Regions from separate parts of the Mus musculus genome. Here all the other regions are linked to region 3. A link is a loop called in an ENCODE intact Hi-C map of the cell type or tissue named here. Cell type or tissue: heart. All regions are shown on one strand.

Region 1 (8,000 bases), 180 kb before region 3:
CCTTTAAGCATTTTGAAACCCAAAAGGACTGAAGAATCTCTTCATCACATCTCACAAGCATATTTCAACCTCCATCAGTTGACACATTCTGATTCTACATTCATCATAAACACAGAATTTTAGCTTTTTAACACATACATTTTCCTGGGGAAGTGAATTTAGTATAAGGGACATGGTGTAACTATATTGATCCATTCATCCTTTGACATGCAATAATTTATTGACTTCTGGAAAACAATAATAAGTACCCTGTGCCTTGTTTCTCCTTTTATTCTCATGTGCTTTGTAGCATCCAGATTAAAAAGAACAGTGATAAGGAAGAGGAGTATCTGGATCCTGCTGGCCATTCAAGTCCTCTAACTCAGCTCTATGTGAGAGTTGCTCCAAGGGTAATGGGGGCTCTAAAAACTGGGTAGATATTCTGAGTACTTGTGTCACTCTCCCAGGTTGTGGCTCACAAGGTCTCTGCACTTTTGAGGGTAACATTTGTATTTCCACCAGATATCAATTAAAGATCTCTCTATTTGTAGTTGGCTTTAGGCCAGGTGTGAGGATAAGGATCCCAGTCCTACGCATCTGTGAGCTGACGAGAAGGGCTGGTACTTCCTTGCAATGCCTAGGTTGAAATGTGACAGTGGTGTCCTGTGATAAAGTGACCATGGATTTGATGTCATAAAGTAGATAATGCCTAGGACTTCTACAGACTTGAGACATCCTGACGTGTACACTGGAAACCTACCATCTTGGTTAATTAGCTTTTCACAAATATGAACCTCTTTATATTTAGGTTTTGCCCAATTCATCAAGAAAGCTATAGCTCTCTGAAGCAGTGTCAGGATAAATAAACCACATCACACGTGAAAACAGCAGGAAGGGTTAATACATCTTTTCAGCACCATGTTTCTACACGCACAGAAGAACGATTACCTCTGCATACTATTCTTTTTGTTCACCATATACGAACACTATGCTCACGGATTACTGTAAATAGTTCCTGACTCTCTAGTTAGTTCACCAGTCTAATTCATCTATTCTCTACTTCATTTGTTGAAATAGTGATCAGTCATTCAGAACAAAATAATCAACTTATTGGGTGATACCTCACTCCAAAGAGATGTGGGTCACAATGTTACCTATTTGTGATGTCTACAATTCAGGATAAATCATAAATTATGGATTTAAATTATTCAATATGGAGTAGGTACACACTCTAAACCTTCACATATGTGGAAAAGACATACCTACATTTTAGTGAATAAATATACCTAATAAGAAAATGACACGAAATGTTTGTTAAAAATGAAAATAGGCACACATTATAGTGGGAGATTTATATCATAATTTATCCCCACCACTGTGAAGCCACTCCTTTTTTCTGAGGTTAATAATTTCAAAACAGAGAACCTTAGTTATTTCTTGGTATGTCTATGATATAGTGTTATGTCTGTGAAGCACAATCTTGAGGGAGGAAATACAAACATATATAGACACATACGTACATACAAACACATTAAATTCTAAAGTCAAAATATTTTGTAGACTAAAATATAATATATAATAAAACATAATTCTAGAGCCAGGCGTGATGGTGCATGCCTTTAATCCCAGCACTTGGGAGGCAGAGGCAGGCAGATTTCTGAGTTTGATGCCAGCCTGGTCTACAGAGTGAGTTCCAGGATAGGCAGCGCTACACAGAGAAACTCTGTCTCAAAAATTAAATAAAATAAGACATAATTCTAATAATACAGCAGTTATAAGTATTTACACAAAATATTTTGAGAAATATTAACCAGTCTATTTGAAGCAAAAGCACTAAATGGCTAGCAATATCATACCTCTGGTATCACAACAGTTACCCATTATACTCAGATTCCAACACTACTATCGCTCTGTAGTTATAGACGTGTACTCTGAGGAAATCTCAAAGTATACTGGCACTCAGCACTCAGGCCTGAACATAACTAGGTACAGGTCAGCCATAAGTCACAGAGCTTGCATAGTGAACTCATAATCATACCATGACAGCCAACATCTGCTACTTAGGCAAGTCTGCTCATACAAGGTCAGGACGACAGTGTGGGTTATCATAAATGCCAATGTTCTTGATCTAAGAACAACCAACTACAAAGTTAGTTTTCTCTCATCTGCTTACATGGTTCTAAAGAACCATGTTAAAATGCCTACTTCACAAAGGTCTTTTTTGATCACTCTCTCACACATCAAAATGTGAGCTGTCAGCTACTGCTCCAGTGAATTTTTGCCTGTCTGCTGCCTTGCTCCCTGCTATGATGGTCATGGATTCTAACTCCCTGAAACTTAAAATTCTAAGTTAAATATTTTCTTTAACAAGTTGACTTGGTCATGGTGTTTTATCACAAAAAAAAAAAAAATAGAAAAGTAACTAAGACAGCCCCTAACCATGTGTCTATCTGTCCTTAATAGTTCAATTAAAGACATAATTAATGTAGAAAGATTAATTGGATGTTTCTATCCCACTTTTGATCATTTACCTCCCAAATAAAGACACAAAACTTTTAAATTTATAATAAGCCATAAAAGCACTAGAGCTGAGCAGATATCCACCCTTTATGCTAGTCAGTCTACTTTCCAGTCAATGATCCTCAGGGACAACTTGCCATGTTTCTCATGGCCCACTCCTTTCCAAATGTCTGGCCCTCATTGCCATGTTCTCACTTTCCACCTACCCCTGCATCTTCTTCCTTCCTCTTCTCTTTTCTCTCCTGGTATTCTCTGCCTCAGACCCCGAGCCCCGCACCTGAAGCCTTGCCTACCTCTCTTCTGCCCAGTTACGAGCTGTCAACCTGTTTATTTAACTAATCGCTTTAAACTAAGGAGCAAGTTTCCATAGCATCACTTGGTATATGCGATGATTTCCTCTTGACCAAGGATCTCCTCATTGCGGCAGCCAGATCTTGTGGACCAGCATTGATCACTACAGTGCATAGCAACAGACCAAACGTCAGCACACAGTGAATACTGAAAAGCAGAAGAGAAAGAGTAATAAATTCTTTTTAAATTTTTTTATTTTTCCAGCTTCAACCCCACTGGACAGGTTTCCATGAAGGTTGCCCGGGCTTCTCTTCTGCATTCCCACTGACCACCACAAGATGGCACCCTATGAAAGCCTGTTGATGTTGGATGTGGTGGTACATTGGGAAGAGAAACAAAGGTCTATTGACTCCTCCACCAAGACCATCCTCAGAATCCTATGAGGTTTAGTTTTTAACAAAGTCAAGAAGTATCTATAGCTGGGCAATGCTGGTCAAGTTATTTCCTCCTTCTGAGCTTCAGTCTCTCCTGATAAGTGATATGATAGATTGTACGTGCCAGAAAATTAGTCCTCCTTATGGTTTGCCCAAGGGTCTTAGCTTGTTCCTTCTCCCAGCATGAGATTCTTGGCATCCTCTGTCTAAGCTGTTCAGTGCCAAAGGGAGTAACACAAGCATCTCTTCATATTTCATACATGCCAGGATGGTTAGAGAAGTAGATGCTCTGAGCACTGGGAACCATTGCCTTGAGCCCTTACACTTCCTCCTTCCTCTATAGTTTCCAGGGGTGGCAGAATAGAATAGTCACAATGAAATGATAGAATTACCACTCGTTATTAATACTTCACATATAAACTAAGATCTGCAAGTGAAACTCAGTTCTAAGGATAGAAATGTCCCCTCAGTGGGAGGCTTGGCTAAGTGTTTATGACTTCTGCTTTATGTCCAACCCCTGCTCCTTAAAAATATGTGATACCCTAGCAAGATTATGCTGAAAGGACCCTGATATAGCTGTCTCTTGTCAGAGTATGCCTGGGCCTAGCAAACATAGAAGTGGATGCTCACAGTCGGCTATTGGATGGATCACATGGCCCCCAATGAAGGAGCTAGAGAAAGTACCAAAGAAGCTAAAGGGATCTGCAACCCTATAGGTGGAACAACATTATGAACTAACCAGTACCCCGGAGCTCTTGACTCTAGCTGCATATGCATCAAAAGATGGCCTAGTCGGCCATCACTGGAAAGAGAGGCCCATTGGACACGCAAACTTTATATGCCCCAGTACAGGGGAACGCCAGGGCCATAAAAGGGGAGTGGGTGGGTAGGGGAGAGGGGGTGGGTGGCTATGGGGGACTTTTGGTATAGCATTGCAAATGTAAATGAGCGAAATACCTAATAAAAAATGGAAAAAAAAATATGTGATACCTAAAGTGGCATGACAAATGAGAGGTGGGAAGAAAGGGTTCTGGAAACCCCCCAAGATTTTCTAATGGTAGAGACATATGGCTATTAAATCTACCTACAACTAGGGTTGGTGCCTGAGATGACAAAGGAGGGGGCTTTCCTTCGGAAGTTACCCTTGACTAGATAGATAAATGCCTCCCAAAGGTTTTATGGATAACTGTCCTGACAAGAGTAAAAGTATCCCGAGCTTTTGTACCCGCCAGCAAGAGCACACTCAAGACAACCGGAATCTTCTGCAGCAAAGCTTTATTGCTTACTTCTCAGGAAGACCCCGACCCCAGAAAATGGAGTCGCTTATATAGCCCTCAGCCATGGCATTTCAGCACCTGATATGGCGTGTCAGCTCCTGATTTGTTACTCGCCCATCACCCCAAGATTATGCCCCGAGAATGGGCAGTTATCAACTTTCCTTTTTCCTCTCACTCCTCTGTTGACCAACCACATCATCCTGAGAAGAATTTTAGTAATAGGTGGATATAAAACCTTCAGACTGAATTTAAAGAAAATGGGAGCATAAGGATTTAATAATATAGTAAATTCTTGGGACAAGTATTAGACTGTGGTGAAGCTACAGGAGGGTACGAATCAAGGGGGATTATTTCTTTTTTAAACATGAGATGAATTATAAACTATCTTGCTAATGAAGACGTCTCAGCAGTGAGGCTAAAAGAGAAAGGATTTGTTTTCTTATGTTGCGAGCATAGGAATAAGAAGGAATTCTAAGGGAAGTAATACCCAGGCCATACAGAATTGCAATTCAAGGTGCAGTCTGGTTTATCCACCAACAGAAGAGAGCAAGGGGATTGGATGGAGAAAACACTGTCAACTTAGCCAGCACATTGCACCTCTCATCACGATGTTCCACAAGGAGCAGTGGTTTCTTCACTGTTGTTCCGTCTTTCAAGACTTTTCTCAGTGGAGACAAAGCTTATTCCTCCAATAGCACTGAATTTGAATCTGTTAAATTTGGTTTGATCTGGTTATTCAGCAGTGACAAAAGAATTTACTGGAAGGACTCTGAGAATTAAAGGGGATACAAATAGGAAGGGGAAAAAAGGCAGATTACTAGATTCAAGGATTCCACCAGCAAAGTACAAACACTCTCAGCAGAGTAGCAGGATATAAAAATCACCATACAAAAAAAGCATCTTTTCTATATATCAGTTGCAAACTCAGTGGAAACGAAGTTGGGGGAAATCCCACTCATTATAGATTTTTTTTTTTTTTTTTTTTTTGGTTTTTTTTCGAGACAGGGTTACTCTGTATAGCCCTGGCTGTCCTGGAGCTCACTTTGTAGACCAGGCTGGCCTCGAACTCAGAAATCCGCCTGCCACAGGGGAAAAATTCCTGAACAGAACAGCAATGGCTTGTGCTGTAAGATCGAGAATCGACAAATGGGACCTAATGAAACTCCAAAGTTTCTGCAAGGCAAAAGACACCGTCAATAAGACAAAAAGACCACCAACAGATTGGGAAAGGATCTTTACCTATCCTAAATCAGATAGGGGACTAATATCCAACATATATAAAGAACTCAAGAAGGTGGACTTCAGAAAATCAAATAACCCCATTAAAAAATGGGGCTCAGAACTGAACAAAGAATTCTCACCTGAGGAATACCGAATGGCAGAGAAGCACTTGAAAAAATGTTCAACATCCTTAATCATCAGGGAAATGCAAATCAAAACAACCCTGAGATTCCACCTCACACCAGTCAGAATGGCTAAGATCAAAAATTCAGATGACAGCAGATGCTGGCGAGGATGTGGAGAAAGAGGAACACTCCTCCATTGTTGGTGGGATTGCAGGCTTGTACAACCACTATGGAAATCAGTCTGGCGGTTCCTCAGAAAACTGGACATAGTACTACCGGAGGATCCAGCAATACCTCTCCTGGGCATATATCCAGAAGATGCCCCAACAGGTAAGAAGGACACATGCTCCACTATGTTCATAGCAGCCTTATTTATAATAGCCAGAAGCTGGAAAGAACCTAGATGCCCCTCAACAGAGGAATGGATACAGAAAATGTGGTACATCTACACAATGGAGTACTACTCAGCTATTAAAAAGAATGAATTTATGAAATTCCTAGCCAAATGGATGGACCTGGAGGGCATCATCCTGAGTGAGGTAACACATTCACAAAGAAACTCACACAATATGTATTCACTGATAAGTGGATATTAGCCCCAAACCTAGGATACCCAAGATATAAGATATAAGTTGCTAAACACATGAAACTCAAGGAGAATGAAGACTGAAGTGTGGACACTATGCCCCTCCTTAGATTTGGGAACAAAACACCCATGGAAGGAGTTACAGAGACGGAGTTTGGAGCTGAGATGAAAGGATGGACCATGTAGAGACTGCCATAGCCAGGGATCCACCCCATAATCAGCATCCAAACGCTGACACCATTGCATACACTAGCAAGATTTTATTGAAAGGACCCAGATGTAGCTGTCTCTTGTGAGACTATGCCGGGGCCCAGCAAACACAGAAGTGGATGCTCACAGTCAGCTAATGGATGGATCATAGGGCTCCCAATGGAGGAGCTAGAGAAAGTAGCCAAGGAGCTAAAGGGATCTGCAACCCTATAGGTGGAACAACATTATGAGCTAACCAGTACCCCGGAGCTCTTGACTCTAGCTGCATATATATCAAAAGATGGCCTAGTCGGCCATCACTGGAAAGAGAGGCCCATTGGACTTGCAAACTTTATATGCCCCAGTACAGGGGAATACCAGGGCCAAAAAGGGGGAGTGGGTGGGCAGGGGAGTGGGGGTGGGTGGATATGGGGGACTTTTGGTATAGCATTGGAAATGTAAATGAGTTAAATACCTAATAAAAAATGGAAAAAAAAAAAAAAAAAGAAATCCTCCTGCCTCTGCCTCCCGAGTGCTGGGATTAAAGGTGTGCACCACCACGCCTGGCTCATTATAGATTTTTTTAATTGTTGTGAATAAAGTTTGGAGCTGAGACAGAAGGAAGGACTATCCAGAGACTGCCCCACCTGGAGATCCATACCATAATAATGTTAGCAGACACTAACACTATTGCATATGCAAGCAAGAATTTGCTCACAGGACCCTGCTATAGCTCTCTCTTGTGAGGCTATGCCAGTGCCTGGCAAATACGGAAGTGGATGCTCACAGTCATCTACTGGATGGTACACAGGGCCCCCAATGGAGGAGCTAGAGAAAGTACCCAAGGAGCTAAAGTTGGCAGCAGGACCGGGGAGCAGGAGTGGGGGGAATATATAGGGGACTTTTGGGATAGCATTTGAAATGTAAATGAAGAAAATATCTAATAAAAAATTGTTTAAAAAATTGTTGTGAATGAGCTTACCCATGGAGATAAAAGATCTCTACAATGAAAATGTAAGAAACTGAAAAAAGAAATTGAGGAAGACACGAGAAGACAGAAATACCTCTTATTCTTTAATAGGCAGAATATTGTGTATATTCCTATGTCACTGAAAGCAATCTACATATTTAAAGAAATCCTCATCAAAATGGCAATGGCATTCCTCACAGAACAGGAAAAGGAAATCTACATTGCTGAATGGCCTGAATAGAGGTTTTATAAATTTTGTTTTTGTATTTATTAGATAGTTCCTTTGTTTGCATTTCAAATGTTATCCCCTTTCCTGGTCCTGTTCACCAACCCACCCACTCCTGCTTCCTGGCCCTGGCATTCCCCTACTGGGGCATAGAGTCCTCACAGGACCAAGGGCCTCTCCTC
Region 2 (8,000 bases), 82 kb before region 3:
ATAGAGATGACCTTAAGCCTTGATGGAGGAGAACCTCGTAGCTATTCTTCCAGGAGGAGTGTGGTCTCCTCCGGGTTTTTCTTAAGGAAGAGACGGAGAGTAGAAGGTTCTGGAACTTTCACTGCACCCATAAAAGAAAGTCCTCATACGTGGTGAGGGTTGTGCTGGCTGTTAGTTTGGCCCCGCTTTGCATTCAAGCCAAGGAAGTAATGTTAGGACACACTCTCACTTCTGGGATCCACTGTGTGAGGGACTTGGGCCTTCGGGGAGAGGGATGGCCTGACACAGTTCGTAGCATGAGTGTTGGCTTAAGCTGTACTAACAATACAGGTAGTTAATCCTTGTGCAAGCGATCACACCGTAGGGTCCTTCCTTCAGGGGCTAGTCACCCCTCCCTTTAAGCAGTGTGTCAGGAAACTGACTCAAAGCTGGGCCTTGGGAAAAAGCTCCTCAGCTTTCGATGTTTACAATGGTCCCCCTCGATAATGCCAGGATGTCGCTGTCAGCGATGAGGGCCCAGTGTCATGGCAGTGTCTTGTCCTCATTCATCTACTGAGAACTCTATGTGCTGTGGGGCTTCTAAAGTTACCAAAGCATTTCTATTTATTTATTTACTTATTTATTTATCATATTTACACTGTAGCTGTCTTCAGACTCTCCAGAAGAGGGAGTCAGATCTCATTACGGTTGGTTGTGGGCCACCATGTGGTTGCTGGGATTTGAACTCAGGACCCGTGGAAGAGCAGTCAGTGGTCTTAACCTCTGAGCCATCTCTGCAGCCCCACCTTATGCATTTCTGACTGAAAGTACGTCCTCTGGGCCTCCTGAAGCATATATGGTCTATATAGTCTGACAGTGGGTTGCCCCTTCCCTGAACCGACCACTCCATTGCTCCCTCGGTCATAGGCAGCCCTGGTTTCTTCTCTCCCTTCCTGCAAACTAGTGTCATGTGTGTGTCCAAGAAACCATCCCATGAGCTTAGGTATTAGAGCTGACATCAAGGTAAGAGTTGGTGAGTCAGGACAGATACCCCATGCCCCTGTCCTCTCCCAGGACACCATGTCCTTTGCCCCCTCTAGATTCATTCCTAGGGTACCACCAAGGTTAAACCTTCGACCTTGCTTTCCTGGTAGGAGATGAGGGTCTCTGTAGACACCGTCACAGAAGTTCATGCCACTCAGAGACTGCCCCATGTAGCCTGAACCTGTCAGTTCCTCTCTTCAGAACTTCCAAACCTGCTAAACAAGCCAGCCAGCCTCGCAGTCTGTCCAGTTCACAGTAAACCGAGAGAGCCAAGTCACGTGGCAACTCCTGCCTGAGGAGAGTGTTCAGCAGGTCGTGCACTTGCTGGGAGAGCCTGAAGACCCGAGTTCTGTCCCAGAACCCACGGAAAGGAGGAAAGAGAACCGACTCCACATTGTCCTCTGATCTCTACGTGTGCACATGTACAATACCACGCAAGCACGCTGCACTAGTGTGTGGACGCACACACTCGTATATATACTCACACACACTTATACCTACATTCACACACTTGTACACACTCATGCTCACCTATAGGTGTGCACACTCGTATACACACACTAAAGTTTTAGAAATGAAACATGCCAAATCGTCCCCTTTAAGCTGGACCTCGTCTCTCTCTGGCATAGGTGAGGGGTGTGGCATGCATTTTGGGGTATCCTTGCTCACCCATTACACACTAACTGTAAGGTCTGGTTGCTAATCAGCATCTCTAACCTCCAGATGCCGCCCCACGCCCATGTGTGGGTGTCTGTTACATTCCTCACTGCCCTGACAAGAAACTTAAGGGTTCGCTTTTGGATTGTGGTGTGGGGGTGCGATCCATCATGATGGGGAAGGCACAATGGTAGGAATGTGGGACAGACAGCTGGTCACCTTGGGTCCAGAGTGGAAAGACAGAAATGAGTGCTGATGCTCGGCCTGGTTTCTCTCTTCATCCACGGCCCCCAACCCATGCATAGTAACACCCACAGTCAGAGGGGGTCACCATTTAAAATTCCCTGGGAACTTCCTCACAGATACCTTTGTTTTAGTCAGTGTTTGTTCTGTTGCTGTAAAGAGACGCCATGAGCAAGGCAACTTATAAAAAAGCACTTAATTGTGGGGCTTGCTTAGAGTTTAGAGTCCGCGATCACGGAAGGGAGCAGGACCACAGGCAGGTAGACCCGGTGCCAGGGCAGTAGCTGAGAGTCACATCGGATCCACAAGCTCAAGTCAGAGAGGGGGAATTAGGAATGACTTGGGCTTTAGAAGCCTCGAAGCGCACCCCCAGTGACACACCTCCTCCAACAAGGCCACACCTCCCAATCCTTGCTAGACAGCTCTACCGTCTGGGGACCGAGCATTCAGTTATAGGAGGCCATGGGTACCATTCTCAACCTCCACACTTAGCCCCTGTTCTTGGAGACAGTCAAGGTCTTAGGCCATTACTGGTACCACTTGCCTTCATGTAGGTTCCTCCGGAAACAGAACCTACAGCAAGGGTTTGGGGGCCGGTGGCTCGAGAATCCAAATGAGCACAGGAAGCAGGAGCATGGGGAGGCCTGTGAATATCTACACCTCATTTGCTAGCCCAAACTGTGGCGATCAGCCAGTCTGTCTGCTATTTAGGACGATACTTCTCTAAGTCCTCGTTAACTGCACCCTGCAGTCCTAGGTCCGGACGCCTCTGTCTTCAGCCCCGTGGAGCTTGTGACCAGTTCCTCTAGACCAGGGAGTTTTTCCAGAACCCTTCCCGCTCTGCTCAACGTCAGCCTCATTGGTAAAGCAGCAGGGGTGGGGTCTGACTACAGCTATGGCCCTAAGTCGTAATCGATTCGACCTTAGGGATACCAAGAGGAAGCAGAGAATTAGACCTGAGATAGGGGCTTTCTTCACAGATTTCTGATGGATCCGTGGAGGTGCCAACTCCCTAGGTGGATACCAGACCTCGTGTGAACTCTCGCACTTGTTGTGAGATGTTCCAGAATCGCTGCGGGCTAGGATGCTGACGAATCCTGGCATTGTTTTCTGAAAGCGTCAAGGTGCACGTGGCAGCTCCTTGATGCTGGGCTGAGAGGCAGGTGGCTTCTGGTACCCCGGGTTTGGTGGGTACCTGTTGCCGGTTGCTACCTGTCTTTGTCCACTAGGGGGCAGTGTTCCACGCTGCCTAACAGCTCTGATAGGAACTCCAAACTGGGTTCCTTGAAACTTTATGACATTTCAGCCAGTGTACTGGCTGAAGGTCATATATAAGTAACTCCACACTATGTACCAGGCATTTTGGAAGTAATACTGTACTGTGTGCGCTGCGCTGTCCTCTGTCCCCATGAAAAGGTGCTTGATTTACTTGCCCCAGACCCCGTTCAGTTCAATTCACAAACTGGGTTGTGCCCTGCAGCATTGAGCCAGGCGTGGTGGCGCACGCCTTTAATCCCAGCACTCATTTGGGAGGCAGAGGCAGGCGGATTTCTGAGTTCAAGGCCAGCCTGGTCTACAGAGTGAGCTCCAGGACCGCCAGGGCTATACAGAGAAATTCTGTCTCGGAACCCCCCTCCCCCAAATAATAATGATAATAATAATAATAATAGCGTTTGAACATTACTTTTCTCCAGTTCCCTGGTGGTTCCGAATGAGATGCACTTGCCCAGGTCACCCTGGGACTCAGAGCAGCAGCTAGGATGGGGATCCATGGATCTGTTGCTGCTGCGTGCGTTTGAGACAGGGTCTCATGTAGCACAGGCTGGCCTCAATCTGTATGTAGCCAAGGATCACCCTGGATTTCTGATCCTCTTTCCTCCACTTCTCTGACACTACATCCCCCACACCTGATCCATTGGTTTCTGCACTGCCTTTTATAGTCCCGGGGATCCGAGGGACACTGCTGTTGAGCTGATTGGAGTACCCCTGTCTCCATGCCTCACACACAGCTCAGTGGATATAGTCCCAGCTCCTGAGCGTCCATAGGCTCCAGGTTTAGGGAGTAGAGCCAAAGTAGGAGATAGCCTCCTCCACATCACCTTGGCTGGGCTGACTTGTTTATAAGTTATTGTGTAACTTAAGTCTACTCGTTGTGTAACTTAATCGAAAAGCACCCGCCCCCACCCCCCAGCTCCACTTCTGACCTAAAGGTTCACGTTCTCACGGGGTCCCTTACTTGCCCTGCAGAATGTCACCCAGAGGACATTTAAGCTCGACTACAGCCGGGACCGCTTCCTCAAGGATGGACAGCCATTCCGATACATCTCGGGAAGCATTCATTACTTCCGGATACCCCGCTTCTACTGGGAGGACCGGCTGCTGAAGATGAAGATGGCTGGGCTGAATGCTATCCAGATGTAAGGAAGGATGCTTGCCCAAGACCCACCCCTTTCCCCCTACACACACACCCACCCCTACACAAGTAGGAGAGAGCTCTGTGTGCAGCCCTGCGGGGCTGGCTCTTTAGGAGTTTGACTGGCCTTTCTAAAGAGAGCGAAGCACTTCTCCCTTGAACTTTGTCCTCAGAAACCATAAAGCTGAAATCAGCTTGAAGAGGCAAAGGTAGGAGGAGGCCAGAGAGTGGATCAGAAGGTACAGAGGTCTGCGGCCAAGCCTGACAGGCTGAGTTCAATCCTGGAGACCTACATGGTAGCAGAGAACAGGGTATCGTCTGATCTACATGTGTACACGCACATGTTTGTGTGCACAAACAATACACCAATAAAGATGAAGGCAGGTTTTATATATATAGCTCATGAAACTTACATTTCTGCCAAGGTCACGTCTTTGGTCCGAGGTCCATCGAGGAGCCAAACGTGAGGGGTATGGAGTGTGGCTGCTTTTGGTATGGAGGAAGTGAGCCTGTGCTTAGGTATTTGGAACCCAGCTTGTCTTACTGGGTTAATTTTTTTTTTTTGAACCCAGGCTATAGGTTCACATCAACAGGCACATGTCCCCGTCTCCTCTGATTCTGTGAGATGACTAATTGGGGGGGAAAACTGGGGCAGCTGATCACTCTGGATTTTGCAGAGCCGGTGTGAATCGCTGATAACATCTTAAAAGATAAAGGTTGAGAAAGCCTTAGTGGGTTTGGTAGATACCTAGGGGATCCCCCCACTTCTGTTTCTACGGCCCCTGGCAGAGTGGATCTGGGTTCGCTCACAGTTGTTAGCACGCTGAGTTCCAGTGGGCTATGGCTGAGCCTGGATCTACGGGGGGGGGGGGGGGGGGGGAGGATGCTTGTGGGGCTCATCCTTAAGGCTTTCTTGCCGAGGGTCACAGTGCACTGTGTATCCGCACCAGAGGTCGGGGAGCCAGTTCCGTTTGGGTCGTTCTATTTCCTGGCCTGGTATTCTGACAAAAGTCTTTTGTCTTCTTGTAGGGTAGAGATTTCTTCTGTGGTTTTGCTTTCAGTGTTGAGAGCCAAATTCAGGCTTTTGCATGTGATGGGCAAGGACTTTACCACAGGCTCTGTAGGTCTCTAGACTGGGTGAGAGTTTTGTTTTGTTTTGTTTTCTTGTTATAGAAGTACATATAGACATAACATATAACATATATATGTCTATGTATCATTTGCTTGCAATGCCCTCAGAGGCCAGAAGAGGGAGGCATATCCCCTGGAACTGTAGTTTCAGGCAGTTCTGAGTGGCCATGTGCTTAGGAACCAGGCCTAGATTCTCTGAAAGAGCAGTAAGGGCTCATAACCACTGAGCCAGCTCTGGCTCGCTCTCGCTCTCTCTCTCTCTCTCTCTCTCTCTCTCTCTCTCTCTCGCTCTCGCTCTCGCTCTCTCTCTCGCTCTCTCTCGCTCTCTCTCGCTCTCTCTCCCCCTCCCTCCCTCTCCCCCTCCCTCCTTCCCTCTCTCTCTCTCTCTCCCTCTCTCCCTCCCTCCTTCTCTCTCTCTCTCTCTCTCTCACACACACACACACACACACACACACACACACACTGCCCCTTTTAAAGAAGATAGGATCTCTCTCTATGTAGCTCAAGCTAATCTAGAACTCACAATCCTGCCTCGGCCTCTTGAGTGCTAAGATTATATTAACAGGTAAGCACCATGCCTGGATTATTCTTACTTTTATTAAAGTGTTTGTTTTTGAGACGGGGTTTCTCTGTGTACCCCGGCTGTCCTGGAACTCTCTGTGTAGACCAGGCTGGTCTTGAACTCGGAGATCCACCCGCCTGTGCTTCCTGGGTGCTGGGATTAAAGGTAAATGCTGTGTGCCAGCCATTTCTTTGTTTATTTATTTTTTAAGTAGAGTCTCATGTAGCCCAGGCTACCCTCAAACCTATTGTGACCCCATGCTGGCCATTTAACCCTTACCCTTCTGCCTCTACTTCCAAGCGCCACTGTGTTCTGCTCAACCTTTATTTTTATTTATTTAAATTTATTTTTTATTTTTTATTTTTTTTTTCTGTGGCAGGGTTTCTCTGTGTAGCCCTGGCTGTCCTGGAACTCACTCTGTAGACCAGTCTGACCTCGAACTCAGAAATCCACCTGCCTCTGCCTCCCGAGTGCTGGGATTAAAGGCATGCGCCACCACTGCTGGGTTTAACCTTTATTTTTTAAATACGTACCTCATATTACTTTAACACGATAATTAGAATTCGTGCATTTATTTTTCTTGTTAAAGCTTTCGGTGTGCTTGACGATATATTTTTTTTTTTCTGTCACAGTTTCTATAGATTGTTTTCATCAAGGCCTGGTTTGGGGTTCCATGTTAGAAGGGGTGTTGGGCACGCTCAAGGCTGTGTTCGATTCTCAGTGTTTCAAACGAGCCAGGTATAAACTGAAGCCAAAGGAGAGTTTGATGCAGAGAGGCGTACAGAAGTGACCAAGAAGCTGTCTGAAATAAATCCGCCTTGGCAGACAAAGCTGACAACTATCATTCATGTCCTCAGAGCAGTTCTGTGGATGAAGGCCATCACCTGTAATCCTACCAGACCACAAACAAAACTAAACAAACAAAAAAACCACTGGTTCATCTCTGTTCACGCCATCTTCCCGTCAGTCAGGAAGCAAGAGAGAGAATGAACAAGGTCCTGAGTGGCCCTGCTGGATCATCTCCAGCGTGTCATAGAGAGGGCATGCCTCGGCCTCCTGATTCATGCCAGGCTCTGTGACTCCCATCCCAGTATTCGCCCGACCTGGCTGGCTGTGCTTAGCTTCCAGGATCGGAGGCAATCTGCCACTTCAGTGTCATATTGCAAAAACTGGATATTAGTTCCTAGAAATCCCACTCCTTCTGTAAGGGCTTTCTTTATTACACCTCGTTTTTTACCTCTCTCTCTCTCTCACCCCCCACCGTGTGTGTGTGTGTGTGTGTGTGTGCTGTGTGTGTATGGAAGACAGGGCACAGGACAACGTGTAGAAGTAGCTCTCTGCTTACACTATGCTGGTTCTGGGATTGAGCTTCTGGGTCAGGCTTGGCGCCCCCTTACCCACCAGTGCCTTAGCACTGCCCCGTGTTCCACTCTTAGACCCGAGGTGTCAAATGCTCACAGAGCCTGGGCCCCCTTCTCTTCCCTCCCGTTCAGCTGCCACCTGGGAGGGTTTCAGCCGTGTGTGTCTTCACAGGTACGTGCCCTGGAACTTCCATGAACCCCAACCAGGACAATATGAGTTTTCTGGGGACCGTGATGTGGAGCATTTCATCCAGCTGGCTCATGAGCTGGGACTCCTGGTGATCCTGAGGCCTGGGCCCTACATCTGTGCAGAGTGGGACATGGTGAGCTTCCAGTTGCAGGGTCCTGCCTGCCTGGTGGGTGTGAGTAAGGGCAGGAGAGGCCGACGGGATGGGGGTGGGGCTCTGGGCAAAGTGGATTAAAGCGATCTAAGACTCAAGAGTCTAGAGCAAGTGGTACTGTGACCCGCCAGTGTTTATTCCTTCAGCGAGGTGCCAGGCAGCGAGGAGCAGGCGGGAGGCAGAACAAGGGGACTTCCTCATGGCTTCCTCTGTCACAGACATGGAGTGCACTCTGCTTTGTCTCCCTCATGGATTAGTTATAAAATTAA
Region 3 (8,000 bases):
ATCTCTCCCCATAGCTTCAGTTCTGCACGCCTGAACACTCTACTGTTTCTATGAGTATGCGGTGTACACGTGTGCACACATCTGTGTGTGCGGTCATTCAGCTGTGCCTGTGTTAATGGAGGCCAGAGGTGTCTTTTGCTATCACTCTCTACCTTGTTTTTTGAGATACAGTCTCAATACCAGGACTCTCTGTTTTGGGAAGACAGGCTGGCCAAGGAACCTCCCATTTATCCGTCTCCACGGTGTCTCCACCGAGGGGGAGGGCTATGAGGTCCTAGGCGTGCACAGCCACTCCTGGCTTTTGCTCACCTTCTGGAGAGCTCAAGGCCCTGTGTTTTAGGTACGAACGCATTGCCCACTGAACCATCACCCCTACCCCTGGTGTTTTTTCAAAAGAGATTTTATTTCTTTGGTTTTTTTTTTTTTTTCCCCTTGGAAAAGCATGATGAAGACTTGTCACATGGGAGAGTCTCCTGGGAGGCTTGTCAGTGACTAACAACTGTCTTGTGTTGCTATCATTTTACCAGTAAAGTTTAAAGGGGGAAAAAAATTTCAGTAAAACAGAAGAATGAAGATAGGCTCAGAAGAACAAACCGCCAAACAAAAAGGATAGTCCAGTCTACTGGCCCATATATATATGCCAGCATTTGAGAGGCTGAGGCACAGGCAGGAAGGCCAGAAGTTCAAGGCCATGCTCAGCAACACTGAGGGTGAGGCCAGCCTGCACTGTATCTGACTCTCAAAACCAAGTGAGGCCAAGAGGATGCTCTGCAAATGGAGACATCTGCCTAACCCTGAGTTTAATTCCTTGGTCTCACATGGTAGAAAAAAAAACAGACTCCCGCAAATTACCCTCTGACACGCACCCTCCGTATATAGGCACACACACACATCCATATATACCTGCACTACATAAAGAAATGTAATAAAATACATTTCAAAAGAAAATTACTAATTAAGTAAGTAAGTCACCTACGATGCCGTAATTCCTGGGTATGTGATATTCCTTGCTGGAACAAGCAGAAAAGTTTGCAGTCCTCGTCAGACTTGAGGGCGTGAGCCGAGTCCGGAATGGATGCCTGGCTGGTGAAGCCTCAGGCGGCCTGCCTGCAGACAGGTAGGAAGTGTGTGTTCTCCAAGACAGAGGCCAGCACCAGCAAGATTAAGAAGCCTGAGTGTGAAGCTGCTGAGATGGCTTGGTGGCTAAGGTCCCTGGCTGCTCTGGAAGAGGACACGGCTTCAATTTCTAACACCCGGATGGTGGCTCGAAACCATCTGTAACCCCAATTCCAGGGGATCCGAGGCCCTTTTCCTTTTCTTACAACCTCCTTAGGCACAAGCACACACGTGGGCACTTACATATTTGCAGGCAAAACATTCTTACACATACAACAAGATAAATTAACAAAACAAAACAAAACAAAACCTGAGTGTGGGGCCAGGCAGGTAGCTAGTCACCTGTCCGTGCTCCCCGAAGCCACAGGCACCTGCAGCAGCGCAGCCACAGGTCCCGCGAATGTCCCTGTCTCCACCTACCTTGCTCTTCTGAAAGTGATCCTGAGGACAGTCTATGAAGCAATGCCAGGATCCTAGAAGCAGCAAAGGTGCTTTGAAGGGTATGTGACTTCCTGTGACACTGTGATATACCAACTCTCCCCTCACCCATGTGGGGCTTCTTGACAAAAGGAAGAAGAAAGAAAAAAAAAAAAAAAAGCTGAGTGACTCATTTCCCCAAACGCAAAGCTAGGCTGGTGTAGTTTCTTCTGTGGCAGGGAAGAAAAATGACAAGAAGGTAAGAGCCAGGTGCAGCGGCGTAGACTGTGATCCCAGCACGTGGGAGGTGGAGGCAGGCGGTCATCCTGGGCTACATAGTGTGTTTAAGGCTAACCTGAACTACATGTGAACCTGCCTCAAAAAAGAATGGATGGGAGGGCATGGAGGGAAGGGACAGGGAGGGAGAATAAAAAGGGAAACTTTAAGGCTTTTCAAGTTGTGAAATATATGTGCTGTGGGTTAGGGATGGCGCACAGAGGCAGAGGGTTTGCTTAGAGTGATCAAAGCCCTGGGTCTAATCGCAGGACCACAAAGAGCAGTTGTTTAAAAAAAGAAAAACTGTGAGCACGAGTCCCTTGATTAGGTCTTCAACTCTGGGAGAAGACCAAAAACAAAAAAACCAACAAGAAACAAAACAAAACAACCAACAACAAAACAAGCAAAAACAAAAACAAACCAAAAACAACAAACCGAACAAAAACATGCAGAGGAGGGGAAAGTTGATTTAATGATGTGAGTCTGACTTACAAGGTGACTTCGTCAGGTAACTCCATTTTCAGAGGATCTGCTGCCCTCTCCTAGACATGGCACAAGCTCGACGCAGCAACACACATGGAGGCAAAACCTCCATCCATATAAACAAAACCGGAAATGACTGAGCTGCCAGGGGGAGCATGAGTTGATCTTGAGACCCAGGGCAGCTTTCAGCCTTGTGGGATGGGCAAGCTGCTACTACCCAGAGGTAACCAGCAGGCAGCCTGGCACAGTGCATCCCCACTCCTTAAGAACCAGGAGACCTTCCTGCAGGGAGGATTTCAAATGAAACATCAGGGTCAGAAGAGACAAGAGCACTGGCTGCTCTTACAGAGGACCTGCCACCAGCTCTCTGTACCCAAGTGTCTGTAGCTCCATTTCTAGGGGACCTGACACTCTCTTCGTCTCTGTGGCTACTGCACACATGTGGCGCACTTACATATATGTAGGCCAAAGCCTCATACACATACAAGTGAGAATAAATAAACATTGTTTTTCTGGGGCAGGAGACATGAAGTTTGTAGCCTCAGCTGCCCTGAAATTCAGAGATCTGCCTGCCTCTGCTTCTGAAGTGTAGGATTAAAGATGTGTGCCATTACACCTGACTAAAAATAAATAAATCTTTTTTTTTCTTTTTTTGAGACAGGGTTTCTCTGTGTAGCTCTGGCTGCCCTGGAACTTTGTAGACCAGGCTGGCCTCGAACTCAGAAATCCGCCTCTGCCTCCCGAGTGCTGGGATTAAAGGCATGTGCCACCATGCCCGGCAAATAATCTTTTTTTTTTTTTTAAAGCAATAGTAAACTACAAATCAAAAAAAAAAAAAAAAAAAAGGACTGAGCAGGTAACCAGAATGCATTGTGTAATGTATGGAATTGACAAAGATAAAATTTAATAATAAACACGTATACAAGTAGTAATGATTTTTACAGTGACTATCATATGTGAAGACACAGGAAGTCAGAGAGGGAAGATGAAATATCACAAGCCCGGGAGTCATAATTGGGCCTACAGTCCTCCTCTTGACACTTCCATAGTCATCTTAAACTTGATTTCTGAGAAAGGAGCAGACGGAAAAGCAAAACTCAACAAAAAGCCTGCCCATCCACCGCCAGGCCAGGCCAGTGTCCAACGTGGAGCTGTAGCGCCCCCTGGTGTACCAGGACTGATTCCAAGAGGAAAGACAGAAGTAAAGGCTTCGGGCTACCCATGGGAGCAGCGCACAGTAACACGAAGCCCACGCCCTCACCCCTCCAGAAGGAGCCCCTGGCACCCTGCTGCAGAAACGCTGTGGCTTCAGTCCAGTGGCTAAGTATCCAGAAACAGCTAGAAGTGAGAGAAATCGGCCAGGTGAAGAAGGCTGCACAGAGCGCTAGGATGCAGTCTAGGAAGTTCTTGCGGGTGAGGTTAGTTGGGCGTTTTGTAGATGGGCTAATTGCAATAACCGGGAGCTCCTGGACTGACTCCTGCTGTCTAACCCCCGGCCCGAGGAGAATGGGGTTTCTACAGAGTGGCTCCAGAGCTTGCCTAAGGAAAAGATTTGGAATGTGAGTTTTGCTGCTAACAGGCGAGGTGACTGGATCAAGCCAGGGACTCAAAAACGGAGCCCAAATTGGACATGGTGTTATGTGCTTATACAACACTTGGGAAGTAGAGGCAGAAGGAGGGGTCATTCTCAGTCATATGTACTAATTCAAGGATCCTACCTCAAGAATCAAAAATACAAACGTTGTCAATGAAGTTTAATGAGGGCTGGAGAGATGGCTCAGTGGTTAAGAACACTAACTGCTCTTCCCAGGGTCCTGAGTTCAAATCCTAGCAACTACATGATGACTCACAACCATCTGTAATAAAATCTTACGCCCTCTTCAGGTATGTCTGAAGATAGCTACAGTGTACTTACATATAATAAATAAATAAATAAATCTTTAAAAAAGAAAAAAAAAAGTTTAATGAGTCAAAGATACAGAAAGAGAGCTGGGCAGATGGCTCCGCTGTTAGGAACACTTACTGCTCTTAAGGACCCAGATTCAGTTTCCAGCAGTCCCATGGTGCAGACTCCCTCCCGGTTCCAGGGGACCCAATGTCCTATTTGAGAGCACCCGCAGTGAAGGTGGTACAGACACACATGCACAAAAAAACACGTATCTGCACAAATAAATCAATCTCATTTTTTAAAAGACATCGTCTCACCATGTAGTACTATCTGTCAGGAATTCAATATGTAGATCATGCTAGAACTAACAGAGATGGCTTCAGCTTCTACCACCCAAATTCTGGGATTAAAAGCAGGTCCCACTACGCCCGGCTTTAAAAAAAAAAAAAAGTAATATAATGAAAAACATATATAAGCAGCGCAAGGATGAAAAAACAGGACAAAAATCACGGAGATTAGCAACGTTGATGGGAGTCAACAAACTCATAAATATGATTGTGTCTGCCTGCTACAGAAGTAGCGAAGGTTGGGGGTCCATTCTAATCTTTGGCCAGGGAATGCAGAAACAAGGTGGCGGTCATTTTTGTTTGTTTGGAGTTTTTTGTTTTCTTAAGACAGTTTCTCTGTGTACCCTGGCTGTACTGGAACTTACTTTGTAGACCAGGCTGGGCTTGAACTAACAAAACTGAGCATCTCAGCTGAGGGGCTCCTCTGCCAAGGTGGCTGCTGGGAAACGCCCTAGCCGCAAGTGCTGCCGGGAAGCACAGAAAAGATGGAGTCCCTTAATCCGGGCCCACCTTCATTTTCAGGGTGCTTCCGGGATAGGCGCATTCCTGTAACCACGACTGGGTGCCGGGTCCCTCCAGTTTGGGAGGATCTGGGCATTACTCTAGATCACTTCACCTAGAAATCAGCTCTTTCCCCTCTTGGGGTCTCCCCATTTTTTTATACCTGGGGCCAGCTACTGAACCTTGTCCCTGAGCCTGAGACAATGACTCCGGAAGCCGCTTTCATTCACCTGGCCCGATCTGCCTCACAAATTCCCCCCTCCGGACACTCCTCCATCACTCCATCCATGCCGCTCTGGGTTGGTCTCATAGCCCCAGACAGGCTGTTGCCTAGTAACTATAACGGCCAGCAGATGGCAGCGTTTTCCAGTTTACCATCCTTTAGGAAATGGTTTTATTATTAGACTTGGAAATGGAGGGCATGTAGAGACATGTTTCTACTCCCAGCACTCCTGAGGCAGAGGCAGGCTAATCTCTCTGGGTTCAAATCCAGCCTGGTCTACCTAGTAAAATCCCATCTCAAAAGAAAACCTTCTAAGTGATTATTTATGTGTGTGTGTGTTAGCATGCTAGAGGTCAAACCACAACTGGGCATTCCTTTTCTCCTTTCATCCTGTGGGGGTCCAGAAATGTAGGTTGTCTGTCTACGTACGTTCTGTTGTGGCACCAGGCACCTTTCCCTGCAAAGCCATCTTGCCTGCCCTATTTTTCCGGTGCGGGAGGCAGGGCACGTGTGTACCAGGCTCAAATCCCTGCTTCTCCACCCACCAGAGAAAACACAGTGGTCTGTGTTTATGATGCAATTTCATTACCTGTCCTCCAATTCTGACTCCGTGGATCCCTGGCTGCACAGATGGCTCTGCAGTTAAGAGCCCTGGATGGTCTCCAAAGGACCTGAATTGGGTTCCCAGTACCCAGAGGCGGCTCAGAACACATCTAACTCCAGCTCTTGAGGGGGTCCTGGCCTCCGTAGGATCCGCAACTAAGTGTACACACACACACACACACACACATACACACACACACACACACACACACACACACACACCTTTTAAAATGACTTTTTAAAAAAGGTACGCTATAATCTCAGCACTCTGGGATCTTGAGTTGGGCTCTAGCCAGGGCTACATGGGATACCCTACCTCCCTATCGCAATAAAAGACTGAAGCGTCCACCACCAACACCTTAAGCAAGACTTATCTTTCTTCGGGCGCGTGACATTGTCACAATGGCTACCGCCACCCACTATGCAATTGAAGAGCTGCCAGGAAAACTTACAGATTGGATGGATGAGCTCTAGACCAGCAAGCCAGGGCGGGGCTTAGTGACTTGGGCCAAAGCTTGTGGTTTACTTAGAAGAAATGTAAACCCCAAATGCAGATAGGTTTTTGACCACAGAATGTTCTGAGAGGACATGATACATTCAGGGTGAGAAACACCCTCCCTGATTCTGCAGAACTGGACACAGGAGTCAGGAACACAGCTGGACTCAGGCCCTGTCTGACCTAGTCAAGGTATGGACCTATGAATTAGAACCAGCCTTCCAGCCTTCAACTCCTCCTGGTCCCTACCAAAGCTCTGCTCTTAGGTCCTCCCTCCAGGCCTGCTTCATCCACCACACTGGGCTCTTTAATTATTTCATACCTCAAAGCTAACATGCTGAGCAAGGTTTAAGCTCCAAAAACCCTCCCCTTCCCCCTGCCCAGAACGTATGGGCTACAAGTGCTCATTGAAATGTCCCCTTACCTCCCCCCACACAATGAACTCATTTCACTCTTTCTAGAACCTTCTCTCTCAGCCCAATGTCTTTTCCACAAACCTCAGGGAAGGGCTTGAGAGTCAGTGCCAGGCTTGCGTCCTCTGTGATCTGCGATAAGTTAGGATGACAAGTATCCTGAAAATGAATGTGAAGATAAAAATCAAGGGGAAGTTACATTAAAATCTTTTTGTTTTTGAAGTATCATGTAGGGCCACTGAGGTAAAACAGCTTTCCATGTGGAAGCCTAGTGATCTAAACTGGATTGCCAGAAACCACTGGGAGATAGAGAATTGACTTCTAGAAATTATCTTCTGCCTGCCACATGAGGCTCTGTAGTATGCGTGTGCGCGTGTGCGCGCACGCGCATCACACACACCCCACCCCACCCCCACCCCCTGCGCGCACAATGATAAATTATGTGGCTCCTTTTTTGAAAGTAATAGGATAGCAAACCTCAAAAGGGCATGGCTTCCAGACAACCTCACTTTTCTTGGGTACTTCTGAAGGTTGGAGGGAGAGAAACCTGGTTTTTCGGCTTCCGAGATAGGGTCTCTCTCACTACATAGCTTGGCTATACTGAGATCCACTCTGTAGACCAGCCTGGCATTTAACTCAAAAGATCCACCGGCCTCTGCCTCCCTAGTGCCGGGACCCACCAATACTCCTAGCCCCCGATTTTTTTTCCATTTTCAATTTGCAGATTTTTGATCGGGGTTTTTTTTTTTTTAAAGATTTATTTATTTATTATATGTAAGTACACTGTAGCTTCCTCAGATACTCCAGAAGAGGGCATCAGATTGCATTAAGGATGGTTGTGAACCACCATGTGGTTGCTGGGATTTGAACTCTGGACCTTCGGAAGAGCAGTCGGGTGCTCTTACCCACTGAGCCATCTCACCAGCCCTGATCGGGGGTTTTTATTGCGACACACCATACTTTTCTGGTACTTGCAGCTCCACATGCCTCCCTGGCGCCTGGTGGCTGTGCCTTCTCAGGAAGTGTGTGTAAGTCTCCAGATGAAATCTCTCCACCCTGCAGGGGAGCTCCTTCAACCAGATCACTCCTCTCCCCGCCAGAGTAAGCAGGGCCCAGCTCATAGAGCCGAGGGGGCAACTCAGACAAGCTGAATTTCCAAGACTCAAGAGAAGGGAATCTGCAAGATGACTCAGACCAGAGCAGCTGCCTGGAAGAAGCAGAAACCAGACGAGCTGGA

Evidence for each region. Hi-C counts contacts between places; a loop is a spot of excess contacts. Peaks named below come from ENCODE experiments on the same cell type or tissue, not always from the same donor. Only the 100,000 strongest peaks of a DNase experiment are listed, where the experiment ranks them.
Region 1: it touches region 3 in a loop (19-fold over the local background); 16 of 42 quality-filtered maps call a loop at or near these places.
Region 2: a loop joins it to region 3, with 8 times the contacts of the local background. A loop is called at or near these places in 32 of 42 quality-filtered maps.

The regions. Positions count from the first base shown.
Region 1 is chr9:114,315,096-114,323,095 of GRCm38, forward strand. It overlaps 4921528I07Rik (RIKEN cDNA 4921528I07 gene), which reads right to left and starts at 1,933. Exons shown (of 27, transcript NM_001384245.1): 1 at 1,836-1,933. The coding sequence starts at 1,860. In heart, a CTCF peak has its summit at 3,121 (motif pointing right); no DNase peak of the experiment used is centred here.
Region 2 is chr9:114,412,791-114,420,790 of GRCm38, forward strand. It overlaps Glb1 (galactosidase, beta 1), which reads left to right. Exons shown (of 16, transcript NM_009752.2): 2 at 4,171-4,340; 3 at 7,563-7,713. Among named protein-coding and RNA genes, the nearest start is that of Tmppe, 16 kb to the left of the region's middle. In heart, CTCF peaks have their summits at 3,142 (motif pointing right) and 5,569 (motif pointing right); no DNase peak of the experiment used is centred here.
Region 3 is chr9:114,494,962-114,502,961 of GRCm38, forward strand. It overlaps Ccr4 (chemokine (C-C motif) receptor 4), which reads right to left and starts at 1,583. Exons shown (of 2, transcript NM_009916.2): 1 at 1,537-1,583. In heart, CTCF peaks have their summits at 3,459 (motif pointing left) and 5,374 (motif pointing right); no DNase peak of the experiment used is centred here; H3K4me3 peaks cover 347 bases; H3K27me3 peaks cover 1,372 bases.